Regions from separate parts of the Homo sapiens genome. Here region 1 is linked to region 2. A link is a loop called in an ENCODE intact Hi-C map of the cell type or tissue named here. Cell type or tissue: breast epithelium. All regions are shown on one strand. Links, peaks and the distances in the headings refer to the core of each region. The heading gives the core; the rest is flanking DNA. Region 1 overlaps LINC01412 (long intergenic non-protein coding RNA 1412). Region 2 overlaps ARHGAP15 (Rho GTPase activating protein 15).

What was found. A loop is a pair of places that touch in the nucleus more often than their neighbours do. Peaks named below come from ENCODE experiments on the same cell type or tissue, not always from the same donor. Only the 100,000 strongest peaks of a DNase experiment are listed, where the experiment ranks them.
Region 1: a loop joins it to region 2, with 9 times the contacts of the local background. A loop is called at or near these places in 1 of 110 quality-filtered maps.

The regions. Positions count from the first base shown.
Region 1 is chr2:144,539,763-144,550,879 of GRCh38, forward strand. All of the region lies in intron 1 of LINC01412 (long intergenic non-protein coding RNA 1412), which reads left to right. Among named protein-coding and RNA genes, the nearest start is that of LINC02993, 21 kb to the left of the region's middle. In breast epithelium, for the core only: no CTCF peak of the experiment used is centred there; no DNase peak of the experiment used is centred there.
Region 2 is chr2:143,518,188-143,529,304 of GRCh38, forward strand. ARHGAP15 (Rho GTPase activating protein 15) reads left to right here. Exons shown (of 14, transcript NM_018460.4): 10 at 1,079-1,177. Among named protein-coding and RNA genes, the nearest start is that of ARHGAP15-AS1, 250 kb to the right of the region's middle. In breast epithelium, for the core only: no CTCF peak of the experiment used is centred there; no DNase peak of the experiment used is centred there; H3K27ac peaks cover 1,427 bases.

The DNA.
Region 1 (11,117 bases), core at 3,738-6,237, 1.0 Mb after region 2:
GTTTCACTCAATGGACTTATTTGGTAATTCACAGTATTTCCCATATGCCTGTAGTTCTCTGGATGAAGTAGTCCTACATTATCACTACTTCTTAATTAATTATGTAGAAATACTTTATAATAAAGTATTTACAGCAGACATAATTAGAAATTTGGAAGTAATTAACTGAGAAAACAAATATACCTACAGTGAATATAGAAACAACTGTTCTTTTGCTAATCTATATTCCAATTTTTCATAAAGATATGAAGAAGTAGGTGGATAGTGATTAAGGTGGGTAAATATAAAAACTTTCCTTTTATGATATTAGTCTTATTAGCACATCTCTTAGCAAGGAGAAAATGCTAAGCCTAATTGATGTAATAAAGAAGATGATCTGATGTTTTTATTTAGGTTGGGTTAAAGCCATATTCCAGAAAATATTTTTATTTCCTTAATCATATCAATGTTGCAGGTTAATGTAAATTTGATGTGAATTATTAAAAAAGAATATAGGAATGATTTTACATGAAAATTTATTTTTAAAAAAACTTTCCAAATGGTGGTGGGCCAGTGGGCTTGGGGTGAGTTCTTAGGTTGACTCTGGGTCCTTCTGATTAAAAAATACACCTGAAAACTTCCTTTAATTTGATTGGCATCAAGGAATTGGAAATAATTAAAGAATGCTAGGGAGAACTGATAAATAATTAATGTATAATTTAGCTGAATATTTTGCATTTTAATTTTTTGAATGGTATTATTTTAAAATTATTTCAATATATATATGGTGATCTGATGTGTGTGATGACATTACACATCAGTTCTCGTCTTTTATTGACAAACACCAAGAGTGACCAACTTGCCCTCTACTCACCCTGAACTTTACCGGTTTTAGCCCCAGGAATCCCATGTCTTGTGAATCTGCTCAGCTCCAGGAAAACAGGTACAAACACATACTTAAAAATACAAATAATTTGCCTCTGAAATGTGCTTGGCTTTTTGGTCTGCATACTCTTCAGACCCTGGGAACACAAACATTGTAAGTGTTACATCAGCATTAAGAATTTTGCTTTGTTGTTCTAAAAGCCCATGTTCGGGTGTCACCACCTTGGTGACTACGGAGAAATATAACCCATGCGTTGTTTTTTTTCTTTTAAATTGTTTCCAAGCTCAGATGCTTGATGGTTTATGTATGTATGTATGTATTTATTTATTTAAAAAAGCTGAAAAAGCTTTGAAAATCAAACCTATTTTCTTCTAAACGTTTTTCTCTCAAGTACTTGCTCTCCAGACACACAGTAAGATACATCCTGAATCTGGCACCTTGAGTGCTCCCCCAAATCTCTGAAGCCTAAGCCATATCTATTGTCCAGTCTATGGTAGAAAAAAAGTGAACTACACTGAGTTATTGTAGTCTTGTTTGTCTCACAATTAGAAGAATTCTGCAGGTATTTTGTTAGTTTTAAATTTGCGGACTGTGACTTCTGAACTCTTTCGAGGAGGAGGTCTCAATAAAGAGCATGCTTCAGTCTACTCCTTAATGATTTTTAGCTTCAATGAAGCAATTTGCAAGACTCCTCTTCCTAACAACTGCTCTGCCAAGCATTGTATAAAATAACATTCTTTATGGTTAGATGATTCCATGGAAGATGACCAAAAGGTTTTAAATACAGAGGAATGTACAGAAAAACACTGTACCCTTTAACTGTCACATCTCCCCTATTCCATCCCTTCATCTCCTTCATACAGGATTTCTGCATTTTTTTCATATGCATGCTACATCTCTGTGGTAGCACCTTGTTCTCTGTGTGTGTGTATGCAGGAATGTGTGTGTGTGCATGAATGTGTGTAAACATGTACTATTTTTAGCTGTAGAACATGACACAAATTTCTTTCCTCATCACCATGATGCATGACTGATCCATTTCATATGATGTGTTTAGTATGGTTCATTGCCCACTGGTCTTATTATTTAACAATTTGCATTAAATTAAATTTTCTGTTTACAGGTGTAAATGGAAATTTTGGCTTCTGAGAATTTATTTACTGGATAGAATGTTCTTGGTTGAATTAGCTCTGCCAATATTGGATTGCTTATACCTGGAATAAAGTCTGGGATATTTAATTAGAATATCATAGCAAGAGAAACTTATTATTTTTATGGCTAAGCTTAAGCTACTGAGGCCAGTATCATTAGTCTAGGAGACATTTACTATAATTCTCCAGAGATTTTTTAAAAAAAAACCACGCGTATGTCTTGACGGATGAGAGGTAGTTAAATTAGTGGTAATGTGTACAAATTACTCAAAAGTTCAAAAAGCTTGAAACCTTTATCATCTGCTATAACATTTTGTTGATAAGTGGAAATTTCTCATTTTAAACTCTTTTGGCTTCCAACAGGCTCAAAGAGCTAATATTTATTGACTGCATACTGTTTGCCAGGTTCTACATTATTTGCTTTACCTGTATTGCTTCATTACATCCTTACAGTGTCTTGTGAGGTGGGTATAATGTTTATTCCCATTTTACAGAGAATATCCATTTATATAATGTCATGAACATATATCCAATGACATAATTTGCCTGCAAATGTACCCAGTGAGTGGCAGAGTCATCCTGAAGCCTGCTTTCCAGGCCCCGCGTATATTCTAGGTAAGTGATTCCAAACTCCATAGTGGCTTGTATCTAGCCTTGTTCTCCTGACATGTTCCCTGTGTTCCAACTTCCTCTCAACTTCTCCATGTCATAGAGGATGTGAAAGCCAAGCACTGCCTCCTAGGCTTTGTGCATAGTTTCCCATTCTTTCCTTTTCTGTCTGTGACACTCCCAGTTTTGTTTTGTTTTCAGCTCTAGCATTGGAGTGGCACTTATGGCCACTATCCATACTGGATCTAGCAGGAGTTTGGCTAAGCTCCTAAGACATTAACTTTATTTATTTATTTATTTTTAATTTCTAGCTTCTCATTTTGAAAAAAAATTTAAAAAAACAGCTTTAATGAGATACAATTTACATACATATAATTCACCTATTCGAAGCCTATAAAGCAATGGTTTTTAATATGTTCACAGATACATGGACAATCATTGACATAATTTTAGAATACTTTCATCACCACAAAGAGAAACACTATACCCTTCAGCTGTCACAACTCCCCTCTTGCATCCCTTCATCTCCTTCAGCTCCAATCAACCACTAATCTACTTTCTGCCTTTGTAAATTTGCCTATTCTGGACATTTTACATAAATGGAATAACATAATACATGATCTTTTATGACTAGCTTCTTTCACTTAACTCAGTGTTCTCAAAGTTCATTCATGTTTTATCATGCCTCAGTACTGCCTTCCTTTTTATGGCTCAAAACTATTCTATTGTATAGATAGACTACCTTTTGTCTATCCACTCATCTGCTGATGGACAGGTGGGTTGTTTCCACCTTTTGGCAATTGTGAATGGTGCTGCTATGAACATTTGTGTGCAAGTTTTTGTTTGAATACCTGCTGTCACTTCTTTTGGGTATATACACAAGAGTGGAATTGCTGGGTCTTAATTCTGCTTCACTTTTTGAGAAACTGCCAACTTGTTTTCCACAGTAGCTGCAATGTTTTTAATTTCCATCAGTAATGTAGAATCAGGGTGGTTCCAATTTCTCCACATTCTTGCCAACACTTGTTATTTGCTGTTTTGTTTTGTTTTATGTTTTGGTTATAACCTTCCTAGAGGGTTAAGTGGCCTAATTAATTTTTTTTTTTTTTTTTGAGACAGAGTTTGACTCTTGTTGCCCAGGCTGGAGTGCAATGGTGTGATCTTGGCTCACTGCAACCTCTGCCTCCCAGGTTCAAGTGATTCTCCTGCCTCAGCCTCCCTAGTAGCTGGGATTACAGGCATGTGCCACCACACCCAGCTAATTTTGTATTTTTAGTAGAGACGGGGTTTCTCCCTGTTGGTCAGGTTGGTCTTGAACTCCCGACCTCAGGTGATCCGCCCACCTCGGCCTCCCAAATTGCTGGGATTACAGGCATGAGCCACCACGCCCGGCCGGCCTAATTAATTTTTAAGATCTTTAAAGACTCTAAAAGAAGGCTTTATTTTTTCCTCTTCTGTGCTCCCAAGCACTGGTTTAAATCTGTCTTGAAGTATTTGTCACCAAATCCTTTAATCTCTCTTTCTCTCTATCTTTCTCCTCTCATCCCTTTCTGGAAACCAGGATGGACATTCTTATTCCTTTTGTGTTCCCAGGACACAGTGCCCAGGGCTCAGTACATTAAATGAATGAAGAGGCATGAGTAGGGAGCTGTGGGGACAAGGAATGTTGGGAATGAACGTTTATTATCCCTCCCATTGTGCCAGGCACTGTGTAGCACTAATATATATTATCTCATTTAATTTTCATAATAGCAGTTAAGAATCAGGTGTTATGGTATTCATTTTGCAGAAGAAGAAATTGAAACCAGAGAAATTCTCTTGGCACCAAACCACTGAGAGTAGAGTCTGGCTTCAAACCAAACTCTCTGAACTCAAAACCTATGTTAATTTCACGACAACATGTGTCAATCAAAGAAAAGATAAGGACCATCACTATTCTTACTACCACTACTAGACTATCCCAACTTATTGGATGTTTTCTGTGTGCTGTACGCCATGACAGCTAGTTTTTGGATGCTATCTAATTTGATCATTTAAAAATTTAGTGAGTCAGACATTATTATTCCAATTATTCAGACAATGAAATAATCCCTGAGAAAAGTAATTTGCCCAAGAACAACAACTAATAAGCAATGAGTTCAAAACCAGGTCTGTTTAATTATAAAATTTCTGTACTCCTATCAATGTGGGAAAATACATTAGAGATCTCAAAGTTTACCTGGTTATCCGACAGTGTGGGGAAGTTTGCCAGGTAACCAGACAACCAGACTGCCCAGCAATTTTTTCCCAAGTACTTTTGCTTTCTCAGCTGCTTCCAGTCATAATTTTGGTAGCATAGATAACTTGGCTAATTCTATATGTTATGAAAAAGGCACACTGTGACCCACAAGAGAAAGAATGTTCTGTTCAACTGGCTTATTGTGTTTCTATTTATTTATTTATTTATTTATTTATTTATTTATTCATTCAGAGACAGGGTCTGACTTTGGAGTGCAATGGCGCGATCTCAGCTCACTGCAACCTCCGCCTCCCAAGCTCCAGCAATTCTCCTGCCTCAGCCTCCAGAGTAGCTGGGACTACAGGCATGTGCCACGGTGCCTGGCTAATTTTTGTATTTTTAGTAGAGACGGAGTTTTGCCATGTTGCCCAGGGTAGTCTTGGACTCCTGAGCTCGGGTGATCCGCCTGTCTCAGCCTTCCAAAGTGCTCGGATTACAGGCATATTGTGTTTTTAATAATTTTACCTATAATATATGTAAAGCATCCTACATCTGACTGGACAACTTTTTAAATACAGTAATTATCTGGTTACCCCTGCTTTTAACAGTTTGGCCATTCATTTGTTAATTTAATATTTATGTCATGAAGCTATCTTTTCTCTTACTACATAAAATCTACCTTAGCACTAAATGAAATGCTGGTAAGAATCCACAATAAAGATAAACAAAAAAATCATAACTAGAATAGAAGATTTTTAAATATATTTCAATTTTATGTTCTGATTTAGATACTCTGATTTTAGAGTATTTTTCCAGCATTTATGGTAGTTTGTTAAATATTGGGAAACCTCAGCATGGCTATGTTTTGGAGGCAGGTATAATGGGAAGGCAGAGGCATCAGATGCCTTTAAACACCAAGTACTTAATCAATATATTTCCTTATTCCTAATATCTGCTTTAGATATTTCATTCTTCTTCTTGTCATGTTTTTCATTGCTCTTCATGCCTTTTTTAGAGGCTTTTTTGTTTTTGGTTTTTTTTTTTTAAATAGAAGCCGATGTTACCATTTGGCATATGTCTCCCTTGGCAGTGACATCTTGAAAATTAAAAAAAATAATACCTCCCTCGCATGCATCCATTCAGGCTGCCTGTAACTGCACTGTACTTCGAAATGTGTCACCTTAGGAAATTCTGCAAATTGTTCATAACATTGTCTCTATAAATGTTTTGGAAGGGCTTTACTGTCAGGTCAGCTTTCTAAGGGCTAGAAATATGTCAAACTGGCAGCTTTACCTTTATTTAAGAGCCAAAATACAAATAAGTAGATTACAAAGCAATCAATCAATATAGCATTGCAGGATGTCATGGTTGGCATTGACCTCAGAGTTCGGCCCTGTCATTTTACAGATGAGTAAACTTGTCCGTAAACTCTGCAGGAGACAGGGTTTTGTCCTGACTCAGTTACAGCCAATCAGGTAACCTTGGACATGCTGCTGTGCCTCAGTTTCCTCATCTGAAACAGATGAGATTTCCCTCTGTTAGATCATCTCTGAGGCATTTTCCCAGATGTCAATTTGTAAGGTGTCATGACAAATTTGATATATTGTATTTGATATATTTCCAGTCCTTAAAAAACTTCTGACCTCACATAAAAGATCGCTCTAATCTTTTATGTGGTCTCCTTATATATTCTTTAAAAGTTGGAAGCACTATCAATTTATAGTTATTGGCAGAATCATAACTTTTATTCACTGTTGAAAGAATAAACAAATGAAGATCTTTTTCCCAGTCAGAGCATTTCTTCACTTTTTTTTCCCTCCCTGGTTTGTTGTTGTAGGGTTGCTTGGGGATATTAGGTTACTGACCTTTGTTTTCCTTTCTACAAGAAGCTTTCACTAAAGTATTTTTGAGGGGGGTCTTATAGGAAACAATGACTCTCACATGCAAGTAATTAAATGGAAAGAAAAAATGGCACACATTTGACTTGATTAATTTTCTTTCTTTCTGTAAACCTGTGGATCCTAACCTGAAAGTTGTGTGCAAGAGTCCACAGTCTCACTGAGATATTTTATCTTTTGCATTACACTAAAGTCTCCAGGTGAATTTAGTACTCCTGTAAGGCCTGGGCAGGCTAGTTTGGCAAACAATGTAATATGACATGATGCACGCTTTTTTACTCAACTGTAAATATCTATTTCATTCAGATATCACCTGCTATTCTTAAGGCAAGTCTTTGGAATAGAGACCCTAAATGTGTCAAAAGTATGTAATGTGTTTGTGATAGAAATAAATAGAGACCAGGGTGACTTAACACACGGGGTTTCACATGTGCGGGCCAGCACTTGCAGAATTCTAAAGTAGGTTATGTTAGCCTTCCCACTTTCAATGCCTTTATGGATGTGGTGTTTATATATCCTAGATTTTCCAGGGCAACTCTGGGTTGTAAATATTCTGTCCTGTTGTTCCCATAAGCACAATCATACTTGTCAAGCTACGTGTCACGAGTTTTGGTTTGGAAAATATGGACTCCGTATGTACATCAGAGCCTGTTTTTTCTGGCCCGATGCCCTGTGCTATTCCTCTACTCTGCCCTACCCCTAGCCCACTTCCCATTCTCATCAAAGCCTTGTTTCTGTTACAGTTCACTTGCTCATGTTGTCTATGCCTAGTGTCTAGGGGGCAAAGTGAACAGTAAACTAATCTGTGCTAACGGGCAAGTGGAGAAAATCGGGGTCAGGAGAATCCGCACATCCAGAGTGCTCTGTCTCCTCTCAGGTAGCATAAGTTGTTCTCTGGAAATAAGGCCGTAGTTTCATTTATCTCTAAGACAAAGAGTCTTTCTATGGTTGGTTGACTGAGGCAGATTTCTTGGAGGAGGCAAGGGTCCTCTGCATTTCATCACAAAGATGGCAATTTCTCCGTCAATACCTTGGACCAGCTTTGCAGATGTGTCCTCGACGTGATTAGTCCCCTGTAGTGGTAGGAAAGGAATAAAAGCCCAGTGTGCCAGCTTTACTCCTCGACCGACAACAATTTCTTCTGGTATGTGTACACTGCTCAAATGCTCTTTTTACAAAGTTGGAAAGCAAGATTGCTTCATGACAATATTTGCTGAGACAGCAAGACAATCTATGCCTCTCCATTGTTAAATCCCTGAGCCCTACCCAATCTGACTTTAAAAAAAATTATTCTTTCATCAGGAGGCTGTGTTTAACATTTGTAAAAAGACGTTTAGGATTATTTGAAATATTTTGTAGATTTCAAGTTCATTGTCTGTCATTTTCCTTTTAGCCTAACCTTGTTATTTCTGTTTATTGTATGTGATTTTATTACATAAACATATACAGATTTCCACTAATTGTTTAAACATCTTGCTTTAAAAATCTCTGCTTAAGCACTTTTATTTGTATCACTTTTTTTCTTGTCTTGATTTGGTTCTTAACTGTGATAAATTTCAATGGAATCTCCTCTAACTCTTTAAGAAATAACTCCTCATTTTTCTGTGTTAAGCAGTTTACCTTTTAGAAATTTAATCAGCATTCCTTTTGGCACTTTGTATTATCTTAAAAAGCAACATTAGTACCTTGGCTTTTCAGTCCTGAGAGCATTTGCTGAACCAGATGGTTTCAATATCGTCTATTATTTTTAATCATACATGGTTAAGTCTCAAGAACCAGTCTCTTGAGACTGTTGACTATTTAGGAAGCTAGAAGAGCAAGCACACATCTTTAGAAACAGGATGTACATTTAGTATCATTATTATCCTAACCAATATCTGAGTAATTGAGCCACCTTATTATCAGATTCAGGCTTTTCTAACAGTCTATTATCAGTTTCTTTTTCTGAACTTTTATGTCTACATTTGGGGAATTTAATGCTATTATAGACTCACTGGTCACTTTTGTAAACTATAATCTCCCATAGCAATAATTGTTTTTAATTCCAGGCATAGTACATACCAAGCATATTAACTTCTAAAATCTTTTTTTTTTTTTTTTTTTGAGCCAGGGTCTCACTCTGTCACCTAGCCTGACTAATTTTAAAAAATTTTGTAGAGATAGGGATCTCACTAAGTTGCCCAGCCTGGTCTGAACTCCTGGGCTCAAGCAATCCCCCTGCCTCAGCATCTCAAATTGCTGAGACTACAGGTGTGAGCCACTGCACTTGGCCAACTTCTAAAATCTTAATGACAAAACAAAAAGATTAGTATTATTATCTCCATTTTACAGATGGGAAAATAGGTTTCAAAAAGGTAAACTATATTTTTTTCCATTTCATGACCAATAAGAATGAGGCTTACATTCAAGTCTAGTCTCTGTCTATTTTGATCATTTCTAAGTCTGTCTGACTTAGAAACCCCCACTTCTAACCACTGTGCCATAGCACTTCCTGCTAACCCTGAATAAAGGTGTCTGTTATGTAAATCAACATATTCATTGACAATGGACTTCCTTTTTGTGTACTGCAATATGCATATATAAAAGCATTCAATATTAGCCTTGTCTGGTTTCTTTTTTATTTGAAAAATACCAACCCCCCCACATAATAATAGTTATAAAATTATATAAAATAAGAAGCCAAAAACTTTCCTGACCCTCCAAGGTCATACTTTAAAAGTTCTCCTAGGCATATCTAGATGTGACTCCATATACATTTTCTTTTTAATTTTTAAAGTCTTATCTTGAGGTTTATTACCAAAATTACTACACCTTATCACTTTCTGCTTGCATAGCGAACATAGAAAAATTTATTTTTCTGGAAAATACTGTGACGTATCTTCATGGTTTTTTACTTTTTTCCCTTTTTTAAAAAATAAGGATTTTGAGAACCAGAGTCTGCAAGCTGTGAAATGGTCAGGCAAATAGTTTGAAAATACTGACTCTCCACTTTTCACCTGATATTTGCCTATTGTTAGACTGCAGGAAGGGGGATTTAGTGAAATAAAATATTTAATATTTCATACTTTTTTTTTCCTATGTGGATGGTTGGAGATTCTTACAGATAATTTCTTCTTTTAGATCAGAAACTCCTGTTAAAAACAGACATTTAGCATAGGCTTTTCTAGGCTTCCGTCTTCTATTAAAAAGTAGGGGCATATTCATAATGAAAAAGTTGGGGAGATGAGAATGAAAGGGCTATAGGAAAGGGCATCATCATTAAAGAAGTTATAGGAACACTTTTTCAGCTCCTTTGAATCGACCAGAGTTGATCTTAGACAAAATTCCATGGAAGGCAGAGTTTACCTTCATTCTTGTCTTCACTGGGGCCACTGCCTTCTCTCCTTCGGGCTCCAACCGAAGCCTATAAATCTATTACATTTCTGTTTACATGGCAGGACCTTTGTTTTGATCTCTGCTGGACTGTAAGCTATGAGGGACCTTGTTTTTGTAACTATCCCAGTGCCTGATTAGTGCTTAAAAGACAGGTATGAGACGAAGACAAACACATTCATGAGTGATTGGATGACAATAATTACTGCTGTTTGGGGTCCTCAGAGTAAATAGTATGCAAATTTTCAATAGGGCATTAACATCAGTGTGAGAGGCAGAATGTACCACTGGATGGAGCACAGGTTTAGGGGTAATTTCTCTCCCAAACCCTCCACTTACTAGGAGTATGATCTTTCTTTGCCAAATTCTGAGGATTTTTTTTTTTTTGGTCTCAGTTGTTCCATCTGTGTTATGGGCATATTATCACTCATGGCCTTGTGCTACTGTCAAGGTTCAATGATAAGGCCGGGGCGCGGTGGCTTACACCTGTTATCCCAGCACTTTGGGAGGCCGAGTTGGGTGGATCACTTGAGGCCAGGAGTTCGAGATCAGCCTGTCCAAAATGGTGAAACCCCGTCTCTACTAAAATAATAATAATAATAATAATAATAATACAAAAATTAGCCTGATGTGGTAGTGCACACCTGTAGTCCCAGAACCTGAGAGGCGGAGGTTGCAATGAGCCAAGATTGCACAACTGCACTCCATCCTGGGCGACAGAGTGAGACTCCGTCTCAAAAACAAACAAACAAAAAGATTCAATGATAAAATGATGCAATGTGCTTAGCTCTGATCTTTAGACTACATAGACTATAGATAGCGATAGTAATACGATTACTACTACTATTAATGAGAATTCAGTAAATGCATAATTATTTGTGGAGCCTTGTTTGTGCCAGACCCCACTCCGGACATTAGTAATTCAGTAGAAGACAAAAACAGACAAAAATCCCTCCTCCCAAAAAGCTTACATTTGAATAAGACATGAAAAATGAATAAGCTAA
Region 2 (11,117 bases), core at 5,400-7,899:
TTTTACCACAATTATAAAAAACAAACATCTGTCTTTAAATACTGCAGGCCAGAGTCTGTGCAAGCACTGGTGAAGACATAGATGATTCAGACACTCAGAATCTGCTTTGAGAGAATCTATTCCATATATTATAAATGTAAATACACAATGCAAGGTAGCGTCAATCATGTTCCAAATGAGAGGGCTAGGCTAGGATTTCACAGTGGGTATTCTCGGAAACATTAGTCTGGAGACATGCTCTCTGAAATCAAAGGATGTTGCTCAAATAAGTTTGGGGGAAAATGCATCCTTCACCCCTCATGGGGATTCACAGCACACATTGGCATATCATGGGCTTTAAAAATAAATGCATGTTAAACCTGTCTAACTTTGCAGAACCTAATGATGTGAAACCATTTTGTTCGCAGGCCCTTTTTCCTGAATCATCTATTAACAGCCTGAGGGTCTGGTATTCCAAAGAACCTGTGTCACAGGAGACACAAAGCTGAGATAGGAAGGAGTTAGTGAAGAAAGTGTGATCTGAACTGAGCCCTAAAGGAAAGGTGATAGTTAGATTAGAGAAGAGGAAGGGCATTCAAGGCAGGAGAAATGCTAAGTAATTCACTTCGAAGCAAGTCTCCTAGAACTTGCCTCCTCATATACTATTGAGTTGCAGAATGAATGTCCTAAATATACTGATAACATTGTAATTTTCGTAACCATTAACTGGTAAACTTCTTCTAAAACACTCAGTATACCAAAGACACTAAGATAAATTATTTTGCAAAAATTTTCTCAATTCTTTGTCTTTCCTTTATAGACCACAAAATTAAGGCCCAGAGAGACTATAACTTACATAGTCATCCCTGCCTAATCGATGCCTGAGCGTCAGTTTTCTCACTCTGGGGCGAGGGTCCTGTTCCATCAAGGAGGGAGTTGTGGTCTTCATATGTCTGCCATAGACACTATGGAAATAAAGCAAAAAAAAAATCTTATGCAAGATGAAGATTTCAGCATGCAATGGATATGGAAACGGAATCAAATTAAAGAACAACGCAAGCTTGGATTTTAATGAAGCTCATCTTTGTTTCTTTTGCAGATCAAATTTTTGGCTCTCATCTGCACAAAGTGTGTGAACGTGAAAATTCCACAGTTCCGTGGTTTGTAAAGCAATGCATTGAAGCTGTTGAGAAAAGAGGTGGGTGACTGAATGTGCAGCAGTTCCCCCCATTACTGCACCCTCTACACAACCAATACTCAAGTTAGCAGTGCCACCTGATTTGTCTGAGAAGCCATGCAATTAAAACTTGACTTGTGTTAATCGGTTAAGAGGATCATCTTTCTTATTAACTTCAGTTTGTTTTTACAATAGGGACATTAGTAATTCTCACTAATGTTCTTTTTTGTTTTTAATATTTTGTCTGTCTGACTTACTGTTGATTCAAGTGCAAACTTCTTGTTTTCAAGCCAGTGATAAAACATTCATAAAATATCAGCACTCACAGTGTTAGAACCTTCCTAACATTCATGCTGGTAGACGTTGTGCCAGAACAATTTTTGGTAAGCCCCCAACATTACCCAAGTTAAGCAAATAGCATTCTGAATCACAGACAGTGATATCCCACCTTCCACATGTCTCTGTTCAGTACAGAATACGCTAACGGGTTTTTTCAGGAACAATTAAAAGACACACCTCAAAAGATGACCTTTGATTCCTCTATTTCAGCATTCTGTTTTTCTTCTGAAATTATTTCATCTTACTGAAGGGAACAAAACAAAACCCAACTGAATCATCATTTCTACTCCACTCTATCTGTGGGGTGTTTTTCCTTCAAACTATGACTTCATTCATTCAAGGTCATTTTTCCTGGAAGATACATATAGTAGATGCAGAATCTTAAAAAATGTATTGTATAAAAATGCAAGGCTTCATCACCATCTGTTACAAGTTTACAACATATTCCCAGGATCTAGGGGGATATATATCATGTAAAAGATAGAGGTGTTTTCAGAAAAAAGGATTGGTGAACCTATTCCCATTTCCAGCTCCTAGTCTCTTAAGACAATAGAACCAAGGGGAAAAAATCTTTACCCAATAATCTACTAGGAAAAAGCCATTTTAATTCTCTCAGTGTTACCTGGCTTTATTATAAAAGCATAATAAAAATGGTCTGCAATTTCTAACTCCTGGAAATTCATACTTTAATTATACTGTAAGGACAGCCTTGGGATCCTATTATTCCCCTATCAGTAGGGAATGAGAGAATAACAAGAAGGGGAAGAGTGGGTAGGGAATGTGGATAAAGAGAATGACTTTGGGGAAAGCATATCAACACATCAGAGAGAAGAGCAGAGAGTACAGTGAGAGTAGAAAGCAGCAACTGCAGGATGAACATGAGGAGAGGTATCTGTGAGAAATGAAGTCAATTGGAGTTTAGAGAAAAATGTTTTTATTGCAAGTTGCAATTTCATTTAATTTTATAAGTACATTTTTAGGAATAAATATTCTTTGGTAAGTACTTAAAGACAAAATGGATCACTGAGAATATTATAAAGTTATTATTTCCAATAACTAAATTGTCATCATTTTCAGGAAATCTTCATCCACTTATAAATACTCAGCCCTGACAGTGTGAGCACTATTAGACCAAAAACCCAAATAGGGCGTTGGGGAAGCACATAATAAGATGTGTGCATGTGTAAAGAAGCGCTCCATTCCTCCCGATTTATGTCTCCACCCTAGGCAAAACGAAAAACTGCTAGATGCAGCTTTGCGGTGTGCAGATATTATAATATTGCAGAGTAGAAAACGTCTATAAATAGAAACCATGTCTTTTGTTCATGGCATTTTGTTGGTGATTTTTAATAAAATAAGACAATGTTTTTGCTGACTGGAGCAATCACATCTAGCATTATATTTCATTGTCCCTGTGTTTACTCTTAAAATGAATTTGTAGATCCAGCACTAAACAGGCGCTAATCACACATATGATTATTAAAATAATTCCTAAGCATTTTAATGAAACTCAAAGACTTTCCAATTCCACAAAGCAACTGATAATTCAAAGCACTTTGGCAGCATCAGCTTAAAGGAACCCTATGGAAATATTCAGTAAAAACTAAGAAGCACAAGATAAACCTCTCACATCATTGCAAGATTTACAAGTGTGTACTTTTGATTATAATTTTCTATGATCATTTTGTTGGATTAATATTCTTATATTTATACACCAATTCTATTTACTCAAAGTGTTGTTTTTACGAAATTCTGGCATAAAGCATTTCAGGACAGAAATAATTTATGTGAATCTAAGTCCAATGTTTATGCAGGCTTCTGATGACATTTTATGCTGGGGTTGGTATTAGGAAGTAGCATATAAAGGCGCCAAGTCTCTCAGCATGGCTGGGACTCAGCATATCTGGATCCCTCCTTCTAATGGCCAGATACTCTCCCAGCCAAGAAACTCAACTGCAGAGTCATGGGAAATGCTGATGGACCAGTTATGGGAAAGGAACATTTAATGAAAACTATGTGTTTACTCTCACAGTCTTAGGGAAATGGTCTTGATACTCACTACATCGGCACATTGGCTGTTATAAAAAAGATTTGTTTCCTTCTCTTTTTTTTTCTTGTGATTATTTTTTACTCCTTTAAAAAAACCTACAAATTGTGGCTATATCTCTAAAATGCTTATTAGATGGATGATTTAAAATGAAACATTATCAGGAAGGCAGATCTCACTATTCATTCATTAATTCATTCATTTATCCATCCAGTCAGTCAGTCAGTTATTTGTCTTACCTGTTTGTAATGAACAGAGCCAAATTGCTCACACTTCTGTAGTCTCTCCAAGGAAATTCTACCCAGTACTTGGCAAAAGATGCATTCTTTATTCATCCCTGGTAAAGTGATATTAGTTACATTTTAAATTTTGCAACTTTTGGACATGCCTAGAAGAAAATCTACCAATAAACTGAATGTGAACCAATTTAGCTAATAACTTGTTTAGTATGTTTCCTTATCTTGATTTGGTTCTCTTTATTACTCTAAACTACCAGAGCATTCTCCTTCTCACCAACTATTATAACTAGATTAACTTCATTTCTGTGGTTTCTGACATTGTCTGCTGAGCCTTGAAAATACAAGCAAAATTTGGAAGACAAACTGTTAAGGAGCATGTTAGTCTTTAAAGCTCTTCCAAGTGGTTCCTTCCCGCTTGCCTTGCCTTTATAGTCGTAGAGCATGTATATGAGAAATCATAATTAGCCAATGAAAAACTCAACTTATGTTTCTTTTTTGAAGCAATTTCTGTGAAAATATTAAAACACGGTTCTGCTAATTCTTAATTCATATCCTGGGTACAATGACCAAAAGCATGAGATCATCTGACACTATTTTGGAGGTTTGAGGAAACAAGCATGTAGAGCAGGGGTATCTAATCTTTTGGCTTCCTTGGGTCACATTGGAAGAAGAAGAATTGTCTTGGGCTACACATAGCGTTACATACACTAACGCTAACAATAGCTAATGAGCTTTAAAAAATGCAGAAAATCTCATAATGCTTTCAGAAAGCTTACAAATTTGTGTTGTGCTGCATTAAAACCCCTGGGCCATGGGTTGGGAAAGCTTGATGTAGAGGAAGGCATTGTGACATATAGTAGATACAAGCAGTGAGAAGTTCATTTTTCACTATGTTATAGAACACTTTGTGTAGTTTATGATGACGTCATATGTGTAGAAATTGCTTACTTAAAAATGCGATCACCTGTGTCTCTTAGATAGAAGGGCCTAGGAGACCTGAAGTAAACAAAGTATATATTTTAAACTGGTATAACAAGTAAGACCTTAATTCATAGTTCTTTTTATGCAAAGCATGTAATTGACTATCCTTTGTTGAGGTCCATTATTTGGAAAGAAGCTTTATACAGCACGTGACACCTTGTAAGTACTCAATAAATATTGGTTAAATGAAGCAATCGAAGCCAAATAGCTATTGAGTACCTACTTTGTGTCATCTTCCATGTTACCAGCTGATAATACAGAGGAGATAGACATTAAGCAAACAGACACACACGGTTATGTATGTTAGCATAAACTGTGATAAGTACTATGAGAGAAAAGAACAGACCCTACAAGACAGAAGAACCATAACAATAATAAAAAGCAGGGAAATACGTGTGTTTAAAAATGATGTAATAAACCTTGAACGATAAACACATATTTATCTGGTTTTATCTTCATTATAAGACCAGGAGACATTTAATTTTGCCTTATTTTGCAAGTTATTTTCTTAACATTGTGACTATGTGATATAGGGAGTCCTTTGGTGTGAGATCTAAAAGGACATGCCTTAAGTGGCGAACCAGTCATGTTTCTACCCAATAATACCAAACATGCATTTTGCCAAATAGATATTTTATATAAGAGTAGTGTTAACTAGATAAATGAGCATATTTCTACCCTAAAGATATTTTTATGGATCCAAAATTTTTTTGGTTTTAAGGGAATAACATTAATTTTTTTAAGTTTGTAATATAATTTAGATTAGCATTCATTTGGAATATGTCTTAACTCATACTTCCTTCATGATTCCCGGTTCTGGTTAATATGTACCCAAACTATTTTAAAACATTAAAATGATACCTAGAGATTTATTGTACAACAGTGTGAATATACTTAGAATTACTGAACTATACACTTAAAAAGGATTAGGAAGAGAAATTGTATGTCATATGCTTTTGACCACAATTTTTTTAAAATGAAATCATGTTTTTCAAATGTGATAATTCCAGGTATAAGCAACTTTGCAGAATGCCTCAGCAGATGCTAATCAACAAGAAGTTTGCCCTTTCTGTCTTTTTTCTGGAACACGAAATACTATGACAGGAATGGTACACAAAGTTACATATTTGACTTGGTGCCTAAAAGCCACCCTGGGATCCATAACCTTGCTTAAAGATTTAAGAAAGACCTTTAGTCTACTTCTGAGAAGGTCCTTAGCCTCAAAAACTTTATCTCTCAACTTGACTTCTTAGCAGCTGTTATATTTTTTTTGCTGTCGTTTGTTTGACAGGATCCAGTTATAGGTTCCGATGTCTGTTTAAAGAAACAAGGAGGCTGTTGGCTTTAAAATTCCCTCATTGCTTGTGTGATCAGCATTTTCCCAGGCTTTTCTACATAGTTTGCCAAGCAAAGGGACTGACCTTTTGTAGCAAACACTTTTTCATTTCAAAATGCTCACTTTGATTTTTGTCCCATTTTATGCTCATTCCAAACTGTTTACAACCCACTAAAAATGACTGTGAATTATATGTTTGTGTAATGGATTCCTTTTGTGGTCTGAGTGGAATGTTTACTTTGAACAATTAGTTATCTTTGGGTAGATTATAGCAACTTGGAAAAAGGATGGCTAAAATTATTATTATACCTTAACTGTTTCTTTTTTGGTAATTCCTCTACTGTTAGGAGAAGTTTGAGAGAATATGAAATTAACAAGCCTGTGACATTATAAATGAAACCTGTTTAATTATGTGACTATTTGGATATGTGTGTTAATATCACGAGAAAGCGTGGCTGGACACCTACTCAACTCAGTAATATACTTATCTAACAAAAATGTAAAACTTGGCATGTAAATAAATACATGAATATTTGCCATATACATGTTGCATTTGCATATGCACATGAATGTGTTATATAAATAACAGACATGTTAATACAGCTATTGTACAGTACCCATTGTACAGTATAGTAGCAAGCATTGTAGTTGTTAATATAATTTTCCTGATATTTGATCCAGTGCACCAGTCTGCCTCTTGAGATCCTACCGAGTGCTTACTTGCAAAAATCAGACTTTACATAGTTGTTTCCCGTTGCCTTTGAATCCAGGCCCCGAAACTGCAGATCATATTGCCTTCCCTAGACAAGCTCTGCTCCCAGTTCTGCTAATTTTATACTGTTCATTCTTTCCCACTTTGGGATAATCTATTATAGTTGGATCCAGGCACGCACTAAAGGCTGATACTTCCATGAAGAATGTGCAATTTGTACTGTTAAGTTTGTGATGAGATTCTTGAAAACTTTTATGATTCTATCTTGTTCCAGAGAGACTTCTGCTTGCTAGTTTTATAAGCAGTGAGTAAAAAAAAGTAACAAAAACAAAACAAACTGATAAAAATTACATGCTCCAAAAAAAAAAAAAATCAAGAGTACAAGATAAGCACTTTTTCTTTTTCCCTGGAGAATATTTGTGGACTGAACAAAAATGTTTCTGAGGTCAGTGACCTATGTTTTTGTTTTTTTTTTTAAGTGTTTGCTTTTCATGCCTTATGTTAGGCATCTGCATGCATTTACAATGGAGGTGATCTTAAAGAAGCTCCATGAAAGTTTGCAGTGAATCTCCTTGGCTTTTCTGAGTTAAAATTAAGACCAGTTTAGTGCTTTGGTGTTTTGTGTTTTGTTCTGTTTTGTTTTAATGCAGCCACAAAGACTGCCACCTTCCTGACAGCACAGTGTTGTGCTGGGTCCAAGCTGGAATTGGCTCTTTGGGGTAGTCACGCTGGGGCCTCTGTGTCTGTAAGAAAGCCACATTTAGGGCTCGAGGGGAAGACAAAATCAAAAAAGAATAAACAGGAAACAGCCAGCAAGAGTATAAAAGAGAAACTAGGAAAAGACAACCAAAAGAAATCAGAGATGACAAGGTGGAGAGGCGGGGGAAAAGCTGCATTTTGCAATTAAGAAAACAAATGTGGATAAGAGGACATGCTTGTGAGGTCTGTAAGAAAGAGAAGACAAACTAGTGAAAACATTGCCATCTCTGCCATAGGTACCTGATACCTGCTTTGCTGTTCCAGAGAAACTTACTTATGCTCAAGAAAATGCTTGAAACTTAAACCTTGCAATTTATGGCATGCATTGAATGTTCACAAACTCTGTATACGGAGCTGGTTATTAATTAATTCACATATTTATTAGTGACATTTAACAGAGTTTATCTATGTCTAGCAATGCATGACAGTCTTATTATCAAAAAGAAAGCTTAAACATAACAGAAGTTAATGTAGGAATAAACGTGCAGTTCAACAACCAGAGAGGCTATCTAAGAAATACAGCAATGTGGCTCTGGTCAAATCAGTCAGCGGATATTCCCACACTTTAAAATCCACAATGCATCAGAATAAATAATGTCGCTTCCCAGATACAGCCTGAGTCTAATTTCCAACCTCCACCCCCAATGTAAAGTTTAGGTTCTTAACATACTTTTCCCTTGGAGTCAGTTGGAAGGAACAGAGCCAAAATTAAGACCCTAGGAAATTAGCTTCTTATTGTGTATGGGGAATTTAAATAATGCAACACCTCAACTTACCAAGATGCAATACTCTCAAATAGCCTATACTGGTGTCATTTACACAGTGGGAGTTCTAGGACTGGGAGTTTTCCCATTACAAGGCCCTATATGCAGAACTTAAGAGTTCCACCATAAAAATAATCTTGGCTGAAAGTTAGCAGGATGTTTTAGCCTGGAAGCAAATGTTTACAAAATTTGAGAAAAAATTGCATGCATTTGGAAAGCTTTCAGGTTTTCAAAAAGCAGAAGCAAATAATAATAAGGCAGTCAGAGATTTTCAGATTTTTTTGCCCTAGCATTCAAAAACTGACTTGTAGCTTTTCAGTAGAAATGTTTTGATTCTTGTCCCATAATATGAACTGATTGATTAAAAATAATCAACTTTCACAACAGTGTCACTCTGTTTTATGAAATAATTTGTTGTTTACTGGTAGAAAAAGAATCTATACATTGTATTTGTGTAGGTATTTCCCTAGGGTTTAAAAATTAATGATAATTAAGAAACCAAATTAATTCAGGAAGCTATAAATGAAACCCAAATATTATACTCCTTTGTGGATTTCCTAAAGCATGATGTTCTTTTTTAAAGTTTATACCAAAAAAAATGACATTTTCCAAGGGATTTTTATACTTTCAAATTGTATACTCAATTTAAGCATTAATCAATTAGTCTACACATATATGGTAAAAGAGACATACAGATTCCAGGTGAAATAATTACAGTGGTCTATATGAATGAACATGACATATTTTTTTGTACAGGATATTTAGAACTTTTTACCCATTTCCTTAAAAGACTCATGTCTTAGAGATTCCTCTAAATTCTTTGGGAGGTTATCTTATAGACGAGTAGGCTATACAGTTAAAGATGTTTTTCTTGGGTTCAAAATAATCATTTATTTTCTTGTTTTATCTCTCTTTGCCTGATTTTATACGTTTCAAGTCGCTTCCTATTTTTGGTTCAGAAAAAAAAAATGGAAAAAATCAAGGGCTGGACACTTTGAGAAAAAAACCTAACTCTGCAAAACCAAAATAGCTCTGAAATGATAATGCTGGAAGAATTCTTGAGGTTATAGTAGACCAGAGACCCAATATGTAAATACACACTCTTTTTTAAGAAGATAATAATGTCCTATATCTAGGGTGTAAGTATATCTTATAGAAGAAAAATATTTAAAATATTAAGTACATGATGTGCTCCCTCGTGTATAAGCCAACTTCTCATATGGTACCTAACACATAATGAATTCTCAGTAAATGGTGTATAATCAGATAAATTATATTCAACATTGCTGAAATCCTCATTGGAGAGTTGCACACCATTGCTACCGATGCATATAGTTGATAGTATAAAAAGATCAATCACCAACAGTTGTTGGTTGAAGGCAGCTCAGAGAATAACATGGTCTGTAAATCCACTTTTTAAACATTTAAACAAGTTCATTTCTGATAAGAGTATATCATATTGTTCAATAAGGTACCATTCTTGCTATCAATACACAGCTATGCTAAACAATTGAAGTTAGGTTTCCTTAATGATTTTATTTTCATCGATTTTTGGATACTCCATTTAAGTTAACCATCAGCAACTACTAAAATATCCATTCTCTACTCATTTTCATCAGAGGAAGTCATATCCCATTAGGCATTGTTTCAATTCCAATAGCCTGCTGTTTTTAATCAAGTAACTGAATGGTAACTATGACTTGTAATTGACATGCCTGAGAATGGTCAGGCTTAGGCTCAGTTCCCATAACCACACAGCAAGTTAAGCCCCACATCTTTTCCTTTAATTCAGACTTGGAATGCCATGTTAGTGCTGTTTTGTATTAGTTTACTTCCCTGTGAATATATCACCCTCTTGATTCATTGTTTGTTTTCCATGTACCTCTCAGGAAATTTTTATTTGGATGATAATTTTTTTGAGTTGATAGAGACTGTCCAATAATTAAAATAAGAAATATATGGTCAATACACAGGATCTATCAATTTGAAGTTAATGAAGACAGAATACATGATTTTGCTATTGGATATTGATTTCATTTCCTCCAAATTTACTTCCTAGCAGAAAAAAAAAGTTAAACTCTGCTGTTGCTATCAAAAGCTCTGTAAAGACGTTGAATATACCAATGTTATTAAAATTGGACTGTTGTCTTTCTTCTTTTAAAATGATGTTGTTCTTGTTATATTTTGCATTTTCTGACAGTTTGGGATGACTAACTCTTTAGTCTCCCTATAGAACAGTTGCACACCTAACAGATGGTATTGTCACGACAACAGTGAGATTTTTTTCTTCCTTTTGTCTTGAAGGTAGGCATTTGACGATGTATTTGATATTACATAGTCTAATATTGGAGTCCATGTGTTTGGCCTAGAGTTTGACAGCATAAGAAACATTCATTTCCTCTGGATTTAATTATTGACTCTGACATTTCATGCTACTGGTTTTCTCAGGGTGATCTCAATTATACCTAAAGCTTCAGTGAGCCCTTCAATGACTTCAGAGCTCCTATATGCAAATAATTACTCAAGCTGTTTTTTTCCCACTCAGATCCATGGTCTAGAAACAACCCTTCTTGAATTTCCCTCTGTCTCCTCAAACTGAACTTTTTTGAACTAAACTCATCACTTTTCCCAACAAAGATGTTCCTCCTATTTTATTTCTTAACTCAGCCCGCAGCATTACAATCTATATTCCCCATTGCCCTAGAAAGAAATATGTTAGACATCTTAGATTCTTCTCTCTCATTACAGACAGAATCATTCACCAAGCCTCATGAGCTCTACTTT